Linked DNA regions of Mus musculus: region 2 is linked to region 1. The links are chromatin loops, found by intact Hi-C in ENCODE. Cell type or tissue: gastrocnemius. All regions are shown on one strand.

Region 1 (8,000 bases):
AGTAGATACGGTCTTGTTGGAAGAAGTGTGTCACTGTGAACAGGCTTTGAGGTCTCAAAAGACTCACACCATCTACAGTGTGTCTGTCTGTCTTTCTGTCTCGTGCATGTGGACTAAGACACAAGCTCTTAGTTTGTTCCTTCACTCCGCCATCATGGGCTCTCAGCACCTGAAACTGTAAGCTAAGTTAAATGCTTTCTTCTATAAGTTGCCTGAGTCATGGTGTTTTCTCACCGTAATAGAAAAGTTTCTAAAACAGGAAGTTTTATTCCCTCAAACTCCAAGACAATTTCTCTAAAACAGAACCAAACAAGATATAATAGGGCGGTGGTCTGAATGACAGTGCCCCCCCACACACACACAGGCAGTGAACACTTGGTCCCCAGTTGGTGGTGCTACGCCACTTGCTGTCATGCCTCTCTACCAAGACTGTAAGCCCAAATGAACTAGTTCTTCTATAAGTTGCCTTCATCATGTTTTACCACAGCAACAGAAAAATAACTAAGAATATTTGCTGTTCTCAATGATGCTTACAGCAAGTCACAAAGATGAAAAGAAACACAGCTTGTTCATAGTAGCTTTCTCATGCCTGGGAAAAGCCTTACATCTCTCACAACTTTAGAAACCAAACCTAATAGAGACTCCATATTTCATGAAACAAGACATAGAACACAGGCAGAGTCAACTAAGAGGTCACACATTGCTTTAAAGTCTAAATTTATTAAGTAAAACCAAGTAACATCAGAGATACTACATTTGGCTTAGTTCCAATGGACCAATGTCCATTTGCAGCAGAGAAGACTCCAAGTGAAGAAGGTGCATTGAGGTGTGGGTGAAGGGACAGGGACAAAACCATCTCCCAATAATATAAAAGCAGATGTCACCCTGCCAGTGGGAGTCAGTCAGCCCAGACGAAACCCAATGTTTATTGCGCATGACTAACACTAAGTAAGCACAGGACTGTCAGGGAGGAGAGAGCCAGAATATTCCGAGAACCAGGTGCAGCAGGCTGGCTGGAGGGCAGTAGACAGGGCAGGTCCTCTCCATCACTCGCGGAACACTGTGACCACATCGTAGCCCTCAGGCGGAGTGACCCGCTCCCGGGCATGCTTTTCACAGTAGATCTGATCCTCTACAAAGAAATGGCCCTTCTGTTTCAGGTTGATGCCACAGTCGGTGCACACATAGCATTCAGGGTGGCGATGGTGATCCCTCAGCTTCACAAACACACCACTGCAGGAGAAAGGAAGAATGGGTCTCCATTAGTCACACCAGGGCTCTGTACTGTTCTTTCTGAGGTGAGGTCTGGGGTTTCTTCAGAGGCCCTACAGCAGGCCTCTGGATTGTGAATGGGAAGACTCGTCATTCTAAAAGCCTCTATCATGTCAAGATAAAAGTTCTGATCGTATTCTGATCGATTTGTTGACTTTACCCCCAAGCTACGCAACACCCAGCAACTCCCACACTTTCATGGTTTGTCCACTCTCTAACACCAGCGAAGCCAATACTCACACAATACCAGTTCCACATTTGTCACAGATGGGCAGCTTCTGAGCATTTCCAACAGATGCAGCCACTTTGGTGACTGGAGCTTTAACACTTCTAAATCCTGATGGCTTGTTGGGATCCCCTAAAGGGAGAAAAAACACACCAGGTTAGCCAGGAAGTAAAGAATGAAGTCAGTATTACTGGGCTCTCTCAGAACCACCTGTGTATATCTGTATGTTCAAGTCAAGACACTGCTATCAGGATCTGCAAGACTGGGCAAGTTCCTTGGCATTTTGCAGTCTTGTTTGTTTGTTTTTGGTTTTGTTTTTCACAGGGTTTCTCTGTATAGCCCTGGCTGTCCTGAAACTCACTTTGTAGACCAGGCTGGCCTCGAACTCAGAAACCCTCCTGCCTCTGCCTCCCAAGTGCTGGGATTAAAGGCATGTGCCACCACCGCCCAGCTTTGCAGTCTTCCAGTTTCCATTTTTTTAAAATTAGGAAATCTTTTTCCTCTTCATTGTTACAAAGAAAATTAAAAACAAAACAAAAATAAAAAAAAACAAAGTGTCTACAGAATCTAGCTTTGTGATTAGCGCTCATAACATTAAGCTCACATGTTTGCAAACACTAACATGGGCCCAGAACATCACCAGTTCTAAGGTTGGAAAATCCTGACCTTGGCCAATGGACATGAACAAACATGAGTTCTAAATATACATGCCCTAAATTACTGGGGGGGGGGGTTGTTGGTCGCATCTTCACAGAGCTTCTGTCCCATTGCCATGAGTAGCCCCTCTATAGCATGAGTCACCAGATGCTAACGCTATGTGGGAGCAAGATTGAGGTGCTGTGCTGGCTGGTAAAGAACAACCAGAGTGATCTCTCTTTGTTATCCTGACTTTCCTCAGTCCCTCCTGGCTATGTGTGATAGAGTCTCTTAGATTTCTCCCATTAATGCTTGATTCACTTTTAGTAGGACCAGATATCCATCTGACAACCCATGAGATGGGACAAGATTCAGAGACCACCTATAAATGGACTTGGGGAAGGCTCAGCTAAGCCCTTACCTTGATGGGTCCATACCCCAAAGCCCAGGAGACCTTCTTTTTGGGTTGGTTTTGAGACAGGGTTTCTCTGTGTAGCCCTGGCTGTCCTGGAACTCACTCTGTAGACCAGGCTGGCCTCGAACTCAGAAATCCTCCTGCCTCTGCCTCCCGAGTGGTGGGATTAAAGGTGTGCGCCACCACGCCCAGCCCAGGAGACCTTCTTGCTTTCTATTGGAAGAAGTCAACTTTCCCAGTTTCTGCAATTGCAGCTTTTTTTTTATATTAAGTTGACTATTTATTAAAATGTTATATCAAAATGTGTTATGCTTAAATTTTTTGTTTTTGATGGTTCAGTGTTCAAAAGCACTGGTTGCTCTTCCGGACAATCCAGATTCAAATCCTAGCGTCCTCTCAGTGACTCACAGCTCTCTGTGGCTCCAGTTCTGGGGGGTCTGATACCGTCTTCTAGAATCCTCGGGTACCATGCACACACCAAAGCATAGAAATAAATGCAGGCAAAACACCCATGCACATAAGGTTTTTAATTACAAAAAAATTACATTCACTTAGTGTGTGTGTGTGTGTGTGTGTGTGTGTGTGTGTGTGTGTTTGTGTGTGTGTGAATGCTCACGCACACAGGTAGGTATGTGCATGCCATACTGTACTGAGGGAAGAAGAGTCAAAGGACAACTTGCAGAAGTTGGTTTTCTTCTACTGCTGTGTGGGTTCTGGGGTTCAAACTCAGGTTTGGCAGCAAGCCTCTTTGCCCAATGAGCCATCTCACCATTACTGAAATGTTTGGAATTGAGCAGAAGGCCTCACACATGCTAGGAAAGTACCCTACCGAGCTGAATTAAACTCCCAGCCAATTATTGAGGTTTTTATTAATGATCCCTGTGGTGTTTGGTTGGTTGGTTGGTTGGTTGGTTGGTTGGTTGGTTGGTTGGTTGAATGACTGATTTATTTATTTATTTATTTATTTATTTATTTATTTAACGGTCTCTACTTGTCACTATGGAACTCACTATGTAGAACTCACAGAGATCTGAATGCCTCTGGCTCCCACATGCTGGGATTGAAACTAAGTGCCACCACACAATCCCCTTTAGCTTTTTATCAAAGGCAAATACTACACCTCACCCAACCTCAGCCCTACGTGAAGGCATCTCAGAAGGGGTAGAGCAAGCAGCTGCTCCAGGCGTTCTGTCTCAAGCATAGCAAACAGGCTCCCTCAGTTTATGGCTGAAGGTGCTTGGCTGCCTGTCCTGCACACGTGGACAGTGTGGGCAGGCAAACCGACTACTGGGAGAACCAACTCAGCAAAGGGTGGGCTCTCAAATATGAGCTATCCTCTTCTCATAGATCTATCAGTCAACTGGAAAACCACCAGGAAATAAGAGAAAGTGCAGAATGGTAGAAGGAGAGAAGGCAGGGAGAGATGAAATTCCTCCTTGTTAGAAGCCACATCCTTTTCTGGAACTAAAAGGCTGAAACTGGGAGCACTAGAGCTGTGCTGAGGCAGCCCTCACTCTCAAGCCTACACTGCCACCTGCTGGCTGTGGGTTGTTTTCTCTCACTTGGAAAGCCAACCCTGGAAATTGCAATTCTCTTTCTTTATTACTGGTCTCCAAACACCTAGAAATAGCCCCCAAATATCTCCTCTTCCAGGAAACCCTTCGTCCCAAGTTTCCTTTGTCTGTTTCTGAAGAGGAATGAAAATCGGCTAATTAACATGCCGCTATTTTTCTATGCATTTCATTGACCAATAGTCTTCCGTGGCTCCACCATGCCCACAGAATCAAGGTCAAGGTCCTAACAACGACAGTTCTCTAGAACCTGACTCCAGGTCATCTGAGGATCCTGGAACCCTGACAGCAGCTGGCATGGACCTAGGGATTTGCTCACTATATCCCCAGGTTCTTCATCTGAGGACACCTCCAGCCAGCACTGTTTCCTCCATGTACGATGGTTCCACACATACCTCCACTCTTTCTAGCTATCCTTCTACTGACAGATGAATGGACAAACTTAAGGTGATATAGAGAGACAATGGGATATGATTATAGCTTTAAAGGGACAGGAAGGGGAACAATGTGGTGGTTCAGAGGGTAAGCCTGAGAATAATCCCCAGGCCCCCACATGGTGGAGAACCAAATTCCAGAAATTGTCCTCTGACTTCCATATGCCCACTGTGCACATGGGCACCCCAGAAACACATACACACACACATACACACACGTGTACACACACACACACACACACACGTACACACATACACACACACACATTCAATATATAAATAAACAAATGTGATTTAAAATTTTAAGGAAAGGAGGTCTGAGGTGTGCTACAACATACATAGAGTACTGAGTTTATAAGCCCATCAAAAAAAAGGGAAATTTTTCTTTCTTTGCTCTGTATGTTTAGTATTTTGATTAGTATGTGGTAGGGGAGGGGACTTTTTTCTTTTATGTGTATTTGGCAGTTAAAACAAGATGAAGGCTTCCTTTGCCTACAAATGTTACAATGGGTCCAGAGCAAGACAACACGAGAGAAAAGCAGAGGATGACCTGAATTCATAAGGACAACCTGCTCTGATGAAATTTTCTGGGGTTTATCCCCAACACTGTTCAACCAAGCCTTGTACGTGCACCTGGCTGCACTGAGCACTACACTACGCAGACAAACTTTTCCCATAATCCCTCCAACGGCCGTGTCACAGTGTGGTTCCCCCGTGGGTTGCATATAGAGATCATAGAGACTAGCAACCTGCCCAAGGACTCATGGCTCAAGGTGGACGCTGGATGCCAGTGTTCCCACCCACAGACTTTTCTTAGAACGACGGGCATCTGCCAATCACATTGGCCCTTTCTTAACCCTGGCTAGTGACCCGGGCATTGACCTATCATTGACCTCAGGGAAAACAGGCTTCTGGACTCTCTCAAAGGGAATGTTTTTAGTCAAATAATAAACCCAGGTTACACAAGAAGGTACAGCCGGGTAACCAGGTAAATCACGGTCAATCAAACATAAGTATAGTATGATACTATATACTATATACTATATACTATATACTATATACTATATACTATATACTATATACTATATACTATATACTACATACTACATACTACATACTACATACTACATACTACATACTATATACTATATACTATATATAGGTATGTAGGTATATAGGTGTGTAGGTATATAATATAAATACTATAGTAGCGGTGAGCTCCCAGGAAGAAGGGAAATGGCTCACCTAACAGGGGAACTCTGCATTTAGACTTGACCCCTTCCTTCCTCTCTGCTTCCTGGAAGTATGCATGATGACCAGGGCTCCAGCTAACAGGAGAACCGTGACCATGGAAGCTATGGGTTTGGGTTACTGGGGTAGAAGATAAAAGGAGGTCTTGATACTGTATGGGTTCACAGCCCCATGATCATGTCCTTATCTGTGAGTTCTAATGGGTTTTCTGGCACAGTCTGTGTCGGACTTTGGGCTTAGACAGGCTGACATTGTCCACCTTAACTGAAGTTTCCCATCCTTGCATAAGGTAAAGTCACCTACACCTTGTCATGTGTTCTGACAGAGCTAACATACCTACAGGTTAGATCTCAAGTTGCATGTGAGTCAGGACTAATAGTGGAGTTTAAGCAAAGTCTAGCTAGCTCTAGCTCATTTTCTACTAGAGCAACACTGTTCAGCATAAAAGCAGCACATGGTTTATACTGTCTTGTGGGTGTGAACTGCCGCTCTCTACGGAATCCATACCACAGAGGAGACTCAGAGTGTATCCAGATAAGCTCACTCCCTAGGTCTCTCTCACTGGAGCACCCATAGGTATGCACTGTGGGGAAAGAAAGAATACACAGCAGAAGGTCAGCTAGGTCCCTGAGTCCTAGGGAAGGGGACAGAGCATTGAGGAGTAGTCATCATAGAGACCAGATAAGTATACAAAATCAGCTCTCCAAACAGAAACAGGGGCTGCTGACGGAAGGTTCCTGGGATCTGACAAATTTGAAGGCTTGCTAGACAAAGCAATTATGAGAGGAGAAACCTTTCTGCCTGTTACCAATCTCAGAACGTTCCTCAGTGACTGAATAAAGCCCTAGGTAGTAATGTCTCCAAGGAGAGCTGTCTTCTGAGACCAGCAGATGCACTGGAATTCATGAGTGGGCAAGCAAAGCTCACCTGGAGCCTTCTGGTGAAGTGCCAGCATCACGGCAACTGGGGAGTGCTTACTGTGGTCATAGCAACGGTTGTGTTGCACACTTTGTGATGTCTGAGCCTAGAGCACAGGTCAGAAACTAGCCTAGGGTTGAGGTGGCTACCCTGGAGCCTCTCTTGAGGTCACTAGCCAGGGTTAAGAAAGAGCTGTTGTGCCGGGCAGTGGTGGCGCATGCCTTTAATCCCAGCACTTGGGAGGCAGAGGCAGGTGGATTTCTGAGTTCAAGGCCAGCCTGGTCTACCGAATAAGTTCCGGGACAGCCAGGGCTATACAGAGAAGCCTGTCTCAAAAACAAAAAACAAAAAACAAAACAAACAAACAAACAAACAAACAAACAAAAAACTTGATTGTTGAAAGGCCATCTGCCCTAAGGCAAGAACAAACTCAGGTGACCCACTGGGAAGGAAGGTCCCCATCTTCGGTGGCTTACAGATCCATTTTCCTTCTGTGGCCTCCAGAAATTCTTCCTCACCTGCCACCTTGGGAACAAGGTGTGTGAATGAGAAGAGCTCTCACAAGGTCACACTGACTGCACCCTCAACTCCCTAATACATGCATGGCTGGAAACAGCTGGCCAGATGCAAAGCTCTTAAAACAACTCCCACATGCCACAAGGGATTGATATCTAGGATAGCCAATAAACTCAAAATATCAGACACCGAGAACAAAACCCCCACCATCGAATGAATGAATACATGAGCCACAGAACAGACTGCCTGTAACACAGGAAAATGGTGCTGAGCATCCGTGGTCATCAGGGAAATGAAAATTAAAACCACAATGAGGTTGCATCCCATCTCTCTCAGAATGGTTGTATAAAAACAAACAGCAACAGATGCTGACAAGAATGTACAAAAGCACCCTTGCACACACAGCTGGCGGAAATGAAAATGGAGGCAGCCGCTATTGAAATCCGTAATCAGTATGAAGGTTCCACAAAAAAATAAAATAAAATAGAACACATGAAAGGAAGGTCAACATAGCAGATACTTGGTCATCTATGTATATTGTGACACTGCACGATCAATAGCCAACTTATAGAGTCAACCAGATGTCCATTAATAGATGGATGGGTAAAGAAAGCATGGTACATGTGAATGACTGAATGACTGGAGGGTGTGAGGGCAGGAGAGAAAATAAGGTCCAAGTAAAAGATATATTTGAATGAAAAATGTCATTATAAAACCTATCACTCACTGGGCAGTGATTAACGGGTCACACCTTCAAACCC
Region 2 (8,000 bases), 1.2 Mb before region 1:
AGGTTCTTTCCAGCTTCTGGCTATTATAAATAAGGCTGCTATGAACATAGTGGAGCATGTGTCCTTCTTACCTGTTGGGGCATCTTCTGGATATATGCCCAGGAGAGGTATTGCTGGATCCTCCGGTAGTACTATGTCCAGTTTTCTGAGGAACCGCCAGACTGATTTCCAGAGTGGTTGTACAAGCCTGCACTCCCACCAACAATGGAGGAGTGTTCCTCTTTCTCCACATCCTCGCCAAAACAGCACATTTTTAATGTATGAAATCCACAACATTTGAGGGTGTTTTATAAGAATAAAAAAATCATGAACACTATGATGACATCAGTGGATCATGAAAAATTTAGGCTACATATTGATTTTTTTTTTTTTTTTTTGCTGTTATTTGAATTTTTTTTTTCTTTTCAATTTTCCAGTTCTCAAAAGTCTACGGCCCCGTATTTACTCTGTACTTTGGCATGAAGCCCTCCGTGGTGTTGCATGGGTATGAAGCCGTGAAGGAAGCTCTTGTTGATCTAGGAGAGGGATTTTCTGGGAGAGGCAGTTTTCCAGTAGCTGAAAAAGCTAGCAAAGGCCTTGGGAAGCGAGAGTACAAATGTGCGCCTGCGTGAGTTCATGCACCTGAGACTTGAGCTCTTCGGGCAGCAATGGGCCATCCAGATGGCAGGCGCTGTGTGCGAGTTCCTCGCCTGCCCTCGGACGAGTTTCTGTTTCCTGTTCTGGTAGGAATCATTTTTAGCAATGGGATGAAATGGAAAGAGATCCGGCGTTTCTCCGTCATGACTGAGGAATTTTGGGATGGGCAAGAGGAGTGTTGAGGATCGTGTTCAAGAGGAGGCTCGGTGTCTTGTGGAGGAACTGAGGAATGGCAAAGGTAGGTGTTGCTTAGAGTCACGGACCAGCTTGCTTCTGTAATGATCTCCATGGCAACACTTCTGGGATAGCCTACATTGAGGGTGATGCTTGGCAATGCTAAGCATGAAAAATGGCTTGGTACAGAGAGACAAGGACGCCTTTGTAACCTTGTGTCTTTCATGTTTGCATCTGGGGGTGGCGATAAAACTTCATTAAAATCTAGTTTGTGCCAAACGATACTTTCCAACAATGCCAGACAGATAGAAGGATTGAATATCACGTACCGAATTTGGCAATGTTTCCTCCCTGACATGATCGTGGACTAACTATTCTAGAACATTTCACTAGGAAATATTTGTGAGATGACATTATGGAAGTGACCTGTTACTCCATGGGACATGAAGCTATGCATGCTTTCACTTAGTAGCTCTGGCTGTAGAGCCTCCCTGACCGTCATATCTGGGGTTCTTTAAAGGCCCGTGTCTGCAGGGTTCACAGCAATGGTATTCATACATACTTTCTAGTCCCTAGGCATTGTTAACGCCCCTGAGTGCTTGTGATTTGCTGTTCAGGTTTTTGACTATTTAAAGATGTCAGCTGGAGTTATTTCATGTTACCCATAGTGTAATTTGTTGTTTGCATACTTTAAGAGATGTCTACATCACAAAAGAGAAGTTTTAAATTGATTTGTTGGACTAAATCTTAAATATGATTATTTTTATTATTATTTATTTTAATCTTTAAATTTTATTTATTTTATTTTTTATTTTTTAAAATATTATTAATGCTTAGCCTCAACTTCCCTTTTTGTAAGTTGGCTCTATTTCAGTTCTTCTTATGTTATCCTCTATCTATATTATTGTATTAATTGTGTGTTTTATTTTCTGTATTTTATGGGGCTCTGACATCTTGGGCTGCCCCACCCAAGGCTAGTGAATATAGCTAACAATAGCAAATACTTTCCCCAAAGCATGCTTCTGGCATACAATCCATCCTATCTATGGCCCTCAACCACTTCCTATAGTACATTCCCAGACATCAGGTTCTTATTCTTGCTCTAAATCCTTTTAGGGCCAGGGTGTGGGACTGTTAAGAACCCCTCAAAACCGTGGCCCAGAGGTTTCTGCATCTTTTGCAATCCTAAACTTTCCTGTCTGCCTTTCCTGTCTCATTAATCCATTTGCCTACAAACTCCAACAAAGGCCCGGTCTCTGCTTTCCCTAGGCCATCTGCTTCCTACCCCATGGAAACTGACTTTGTCCTTTCTAGGAGAGTCTGTTGAAGGGCATCTTGATCTGCCAACCTCACATTTATCTGAATGAAACAAAATTCTAGCTGGATTTTGAAACAATTAGAATATTGATGGTAACTTTTTACCCACTCTCCACTCTTGGCTCTGCCCATCTGAGATGTAATTGCCACAGTAAATGTGATTTTCAGCTCGGATTCCAAATGACCTTAATATTGACTTAATATTGCCTCTTCACAATGAACTGGGAAGGGAGACCGAGAATCAGACTTTCACTGCAAACTCCCTTTTCCCAAATTTGAAATTAAGAATCCCAATGATTGTTCTCCCTCTCCTATGCCAAAATTAAAAAGAATTCTGACACTCAGTGTCATGGTGTGTTATAACAGAAAAGGGGCCAGGCTTAGGTATGGTTGACTACCAAATGGGCTTCTTCTGTTGAATTCCCCATCACTGGTGCACACATGCACTTTTAAAACTAACACACAATAATTGTACCTGTTTACAGCACATTCATTATATTTGCAGTGATGGCATAGTCACTAGCATTTTGTCTCCTTAGATCTCTCTCAGTTCTTCTTGGGAGAATCAGGATTACTGTCTTCTAGTTCTTTATAAAACATGTAAGGAACTGATGCAAAGAGCAGCTCCTGTGCTTTGCTATGGAGAACTAGAGTCTGTCCTTCCTGTGTAACTATGTGTGCATGCTATTCTCCAGCCTCTCTATTCTTCCACAAAGCATCCCTTTTAACCTTTCATGAACACCAGTCCACTTTGCATTTTGTAAGATAATCTTTTTTTTTTTTTGTCTCCACTATGAATGAGAACATGGAACATTGGTTTTCTGTGTCTGGCTTGTTTCACTTTACATAATATGTCCCAAATATGACTATTTAGTATAAAGGACAGGATTTCATTCTTTTTAAAGACAATAATATTTGAGAGTGGGTCTAGACCTCAGTTACCGCACCTGTGGACATTTCTTCATTATTGTGAGTAGGATGCATATTTTGACTTATCATCCTTCACTATTGCTGATGTACATTTATAGACTTTTCATATTAAAATTTATTCATGTTTCATTAGAACAATTTTGCTGAAAATTGCCCACCAAACAATTCCCTCTGACTTAATTTGCTTGTCTGTAATGTAATGTAATGTAATGTAATAGGTTAACTTGATGCTCAATTTAATAACATTATAGAGGTTGGAGAGAGTGTGTATGAGTTTATCACATTGGCTGCTCTTGCAGAAGACCTTCCTGGGTTCAGATCCTAGAACATACACCTGCAGGTTTACAACACTCCAGCTCTAGGGTATCTGATTTCTCATTCTTACCTCTAATGGAACCAGGCATGCACACAATGCCCATACATGCATGCAGGTAAAACACTTAACACACATAAAATGAGTAAGTCACAACCAAAAAAATTGCAGTAGTCTGTTGATGGTTTGTCATGCAATAGCACAGCCATCCACTAGAGGGCGGGCTTTGACAAGTAAATGTGAGCTCTGATTGGTGATAGTGAACATTTTCTGAACAGGAAATTTCTGTTTTGTGTTTGAACTCTGAAATAAGAGGAAATGTAAATGAAGAAAATAAAAAAAAATTAAAAAAAGAAGTAAAGAATATTACTTATGAATTGAACCTTATGTTTGACCTGTACATGAATTAAGTTAGAAATGACATTTAAAAAAAATTAACTTACTTAGGCAAATGGCGCTATCTTCTAATAATTGTGTTCAGTTTTGCTTTTTAAAAGTGGCACTGGAAATTTAATATAGGGTCTTGACTCTGCTAAGAAAGTACTCAACTAGTGAGTTACATAAAAATCTTTTTTTTTTTTTTTTTTCGAGACAGGGTTTCTCTGTGTAGTCCTGGCTGTCCTGGAACTCACTCTGTAGACCAGGCTGGCCTCGAACTCAGAAACCTGCCTGCCTCTGCCTCCCAAGTGCTGGGATTAAAGGAGTGCGACACCACGCCCGGCTACATAAAAATCTTTGATTTTACATTTTGTTTTGAGAGAAAGTCTCTATAACGTGTTCAGGATTGTCTTAAACTCACTGTAGCCTGGGCAGGATGAGAACTTAAGACCCTCCTACGTCAGCTTCCTAAGTAGTTAGGATTCCCTGCCTGCACCATCTGGCCACGGTGTGTTCATTTTCATTAATTAAAAAATAATGTTACTGTTATTAAAGGTTTATTTTTTTTAATGTAATTTGGTGTTTTGTCTGCATGCATGTCTGCACACTAGAATAAGTAATTGGGTCTGATGGATCTACAGTTATGAATGGTTGTAAAGTGCCCTGTGGGGGCTGGGAATTGAACTCATGTCTTCTGCAAGAGCAGCCAGTGTTTTCAACTTGTGAGTCATCTCTCCAGCCCCCCATAAATTTTTTTTGTCTTTTTTTTTTTTTATGCTAGTCCCACATAATACCTGCATCTCCTATAATCTTTCTCTTTTTGGTCTTCCTTTCTGCTGGTTCTATTTGCAATTCCTTCAACTATTCATCTATGTTAAAGATTTTCAGGTTGTTATTTTCTTCCTTCCTATATTAATATTTAATTATATATAAGCTTTCTAGGGGGATGTGATTCTGTGTTTGTAACTGTTAGGTCTTTAAAATTGTTTCATTTTCTCTGCCCCCCTCCTTTGAGACAAGAGTCTTGTTGTGTAGTTCAGTTCTTAGTGGCCTAGAACTTTCAGAATGGGGATGGTGGAGAACTCTCAGCTCTCCTGTTGTATCTCCTGAGTGCTGGGATTACAGGTTGGCACCACCATGCCTAGCACCCCAGAGCTCCCAGGGTCTAGATCACCAATGAAGAGTACACATGGAGGGATCCATGGCTCCAGATATATATGTAGCCGAGGATTACTTTATCTGGCATCAATAGGAGTGGAGCATTGGTGCTGTGGAGGCTTGATGCCTCGGCATAGGGGAATGCTAGAGCGGTTAGTGGGTGGGTGGGTGGAGGAGCACTTTCATAGAGGCAAAGGGGAGGGATGATGGTATGGAGGGTTTTTGGAGGGGAAACTGGGAAGGGGGACAACATTTGAAATGTAAATAAATAAAATAATCAATAAAAACAAACAACAAAGAAACAGACAAACAAATTAATACCTGTTTTAAAAAGCATGTCTTTCACTTCATTCTTCTTTTGCTTGCCATAGAGGTCACTTGGGCCTAATGTGCAAACAAAGGTAGAGACACTAACATAATATTTGGGTAACCATCCAGAAACAAGGTTAGAAGGAGTTTTTTCTCACTAGTTAATTTGTTTATTCACTTTACATCCCAATGAGGAGGAGTTATTAAATCAGGTCTGAGAAAAGCAGTGTGCTGGGTTTCTTTTTTTTTTAAATGTATTATATATAAGAACACTATAGTTGTCTTCAGACACACCAAAAGAGGGCATCAGATCTCATTACAGATGGTTGTGAGCCACCATGTGGTTGCTGGGATTTGAACTCATGACCTCTGAAAGAGCAGTCAATGCTCTTAACCACTGAGCCATCTCTCCAGCTCCAGTTGTGCTAGTTTTTAGTATGCCATAGTTCTACCTAACAGAATTTCTAGGAACTTATTTTATTATTTATTTATTTATTTATTTATTTATTTTTGAGAAAGGGTTTCTCTATGTAACTGCCCCTGGCTCTCTTAGAACTGACTCTGTAGAGCATGCTGATCTTGAACTCACAGACATCTGCCTGCGGCTGCCTCACAACTGCTGGGTTTAAAGGGGTGTACCACCACCACCTGGCTAAGCATGTTTTATTTTTAATCTATTTACTTTATTTTATGTGCATTGGTGTTCTGCCTGCTTGTATATCTGGGTCAGTTCTTGGAGTTACAGACGTGAGCTGCCATGTGTTTGATGGTATTTGAACCTATGTCCTCTGGAAGAAAGTTCGGTGCTCTTAACCTCTGAGCCATCTTTCTAGGCTTCTGTAGGAATTTATTAATTCATAAAATACACCAATATGTTATTAAAGAGTCTCTTACATATATGCATTAAAGTTATTTTATTTACTATTTCCCATCATCCAGGTGCTCCCTGTGATCCCACCTTCATCCTGGGCTGTGCTCCCTGCAATGTGATCTGCTCCATTATTTTCCAGAAACGCTTTGATTATAAAGATCAGACTTTTCTTAACTTGATGGATAAATTTAATGAAAACTTCAGGATCTTGAGCACACCATGGATACAGGTGAGGACAAGGCCTTCTTTTGTAAGGAGCCATCTAGGCTTTTGTCTCCAGGAAGGCCACAGCACTATTTGGACTAATTTCTTTTTATACATTCCAGAGATATAATGTGCAACTTTCTTTTTTCTTCCTCCTTCCCTCCCTTTCTCCCTAGTCTTCTCACTCCTTCCTTCATTTTTTTCTGCATACCTTTTAAGTCTCTCTGTGTCTCTCTCTGTCTGTGTCCGTCTCCGTCTCCATCTCTGTCTCTGTCTCTGTCTCTCTCTCTCTGTGTAGGGGATTTAGGTGCCTACAGAAGCCAAAGCTGGAGTTATGGGTGGTTATGAGCTTCCTGATGTAGATTCTGAGAGCCAAACTCCAGTTCTTCAAGATGAGAACTTGTTCTCTTAACTGCTGAGCTGTATCCCCAGCTGTTGGTGCTGTTTTTAATTTTTTCCTTTGTAGTTTTTGTGTTCTGTAGGCAGAAAGTGTTAGCAAGTTCCTAAACTACACGTTGTGTCATGTTTGTTTTCTGAGGTCTCTGTTTCTTTCGTTGCTGACAGATTCTTCCTTCCTATGGATAGATGAGAGTTATAGATGACAAAGTGGAAAACAGAGATAGAAAAGGAAGAAGGTGATGATGTAGAGAGACAAACAGAAGGAAGAAAAGAAAGCAAAGATGAGAAGTCGGCCTGAAGAGTAGAAGAGACAGGGAGGGGAAGTTCCCACCAGACTGGCTGTATGCCCAGACCCAGTCCCAGAGTTAAGGGGCCAGCAGAAGCGAATGCTTAGACCTTTCCCCCCAGGTCTTTTCATAGTTTTTACCTGTCATGCATGCATGTGCCCTGGCTCTGTGAAAACATCAATATACTCGGATGCTTTTGGGTACCCTGATTTTCCAGATAGTCTCTCCCCAGCTCCTCTTCCTAGTCTACTGTATGGCCAGGAGCTTTGCTTGTTTTCTTTTGTCCCAAGTGACCCTATGTTGCCTAGAGGAATCTTAACGTTTTTTTGATAGTCTTTACAGCGTCTCCACCCTGATGCGTTCTGAGTGGGATGAAACAAAGACAAGCTTTGCCTAGTACTTCAACTTCCTTCCCTAACCCCTTACAACATGGAGACAATCATACCCTACCCCCTCTAGCATCAAGGGCCACACATTGGGAACAGGGCTCTTGTTATGGATTCCACCGAGACAGGGCAGAGGTGACACAAAGGCAAAGCAATACTTTCCTATCCCTCACATTTAAAAAGCCCTCAATCTTCCATTGGTTTATGGAAAGTTCTATTTTCCATACTTCTAACAAAGTTGGTTCAGACAGTTTTTGACTTTAGGTGTGTGTGTTGAGGTGGGGGGAATCTATGTGGGAGGATGAGTCCTGGCATCCCACCATGAGAATGTTTTCACACAACTGTCCTTTTGGTATATTATTAACGTCGTAAGGCAGCAGAGGACTTTATTGTTCAGAAGAGAAGGCAAATGCCTGGACACAGGCCTGGAAGTCAAGCCCTAACCCATGAAACCTCAAAAGTCTAAGTATTACTTTGGTTCTTGCAAAGGCATGCCCAGCTTCTTGATAGCAGTCTAGGGGCTTGTTGAAATCCTTTTATCACCAACAGGCTTGTCTGCCAGCTTGTCTGCCAATCAAAGTTAAAGTCATTTTCATCTCATTACTTTGCATGATTCTTTTTTAAAGATTTATTTTATT

What was found. A loop is a pair of places that touch in the nucleus more often than their neighbours do. Peaks named below come from ENCODE experiments on the same cell type or tissue, not always from the same donor. Only the 100,000 strongest peaks of a DNase experiment are listed, where the experiment ranks them.
Region 2: a loop joins it to region 1, with 13 times the contacts of the local background. A loop is called at or near these places in 33 of 42 quality-filtered maps.

Annotation. Positions count from the first base shown.
Region 1 is chr19:40,221,539-40,229,538 of GRCm38, forward strand. Pdlim1 (PDZ and LIM domain 1 (elfin)) reads right to left here. Exons shown (of 7, transcript NM_016861.4): 6 at 1,513-1,630; 7 at 701-1,233. The coding sequence ends at 1,047. Among named protein-coding and RNA genes, the nearest start is that of Cyp2c70, 38 kb to the left of the region's middle. In gastrocnemius, a CTCF peak has its summit at 4,081 (motif pointing left); DNase peaks (open chromatin) are centred at 3,292, 4,079 and 4,373; H3K27ac peaks cover 851 bases.
Region 2 is chr19:38,978,585-38,986,584 of GRCm38, forward strand. It overlaps the pseudogene Cyp2c52-ps. Among named protein-coding and RNA genes, the nearest start is that of Cyp2c55, 24 kb to the right of the region's middle. In gastrocnemius, a CTCF peak has its summit at 3,580 (motif pointing right); a DNase peak (open chromatin) is centred at 3,577.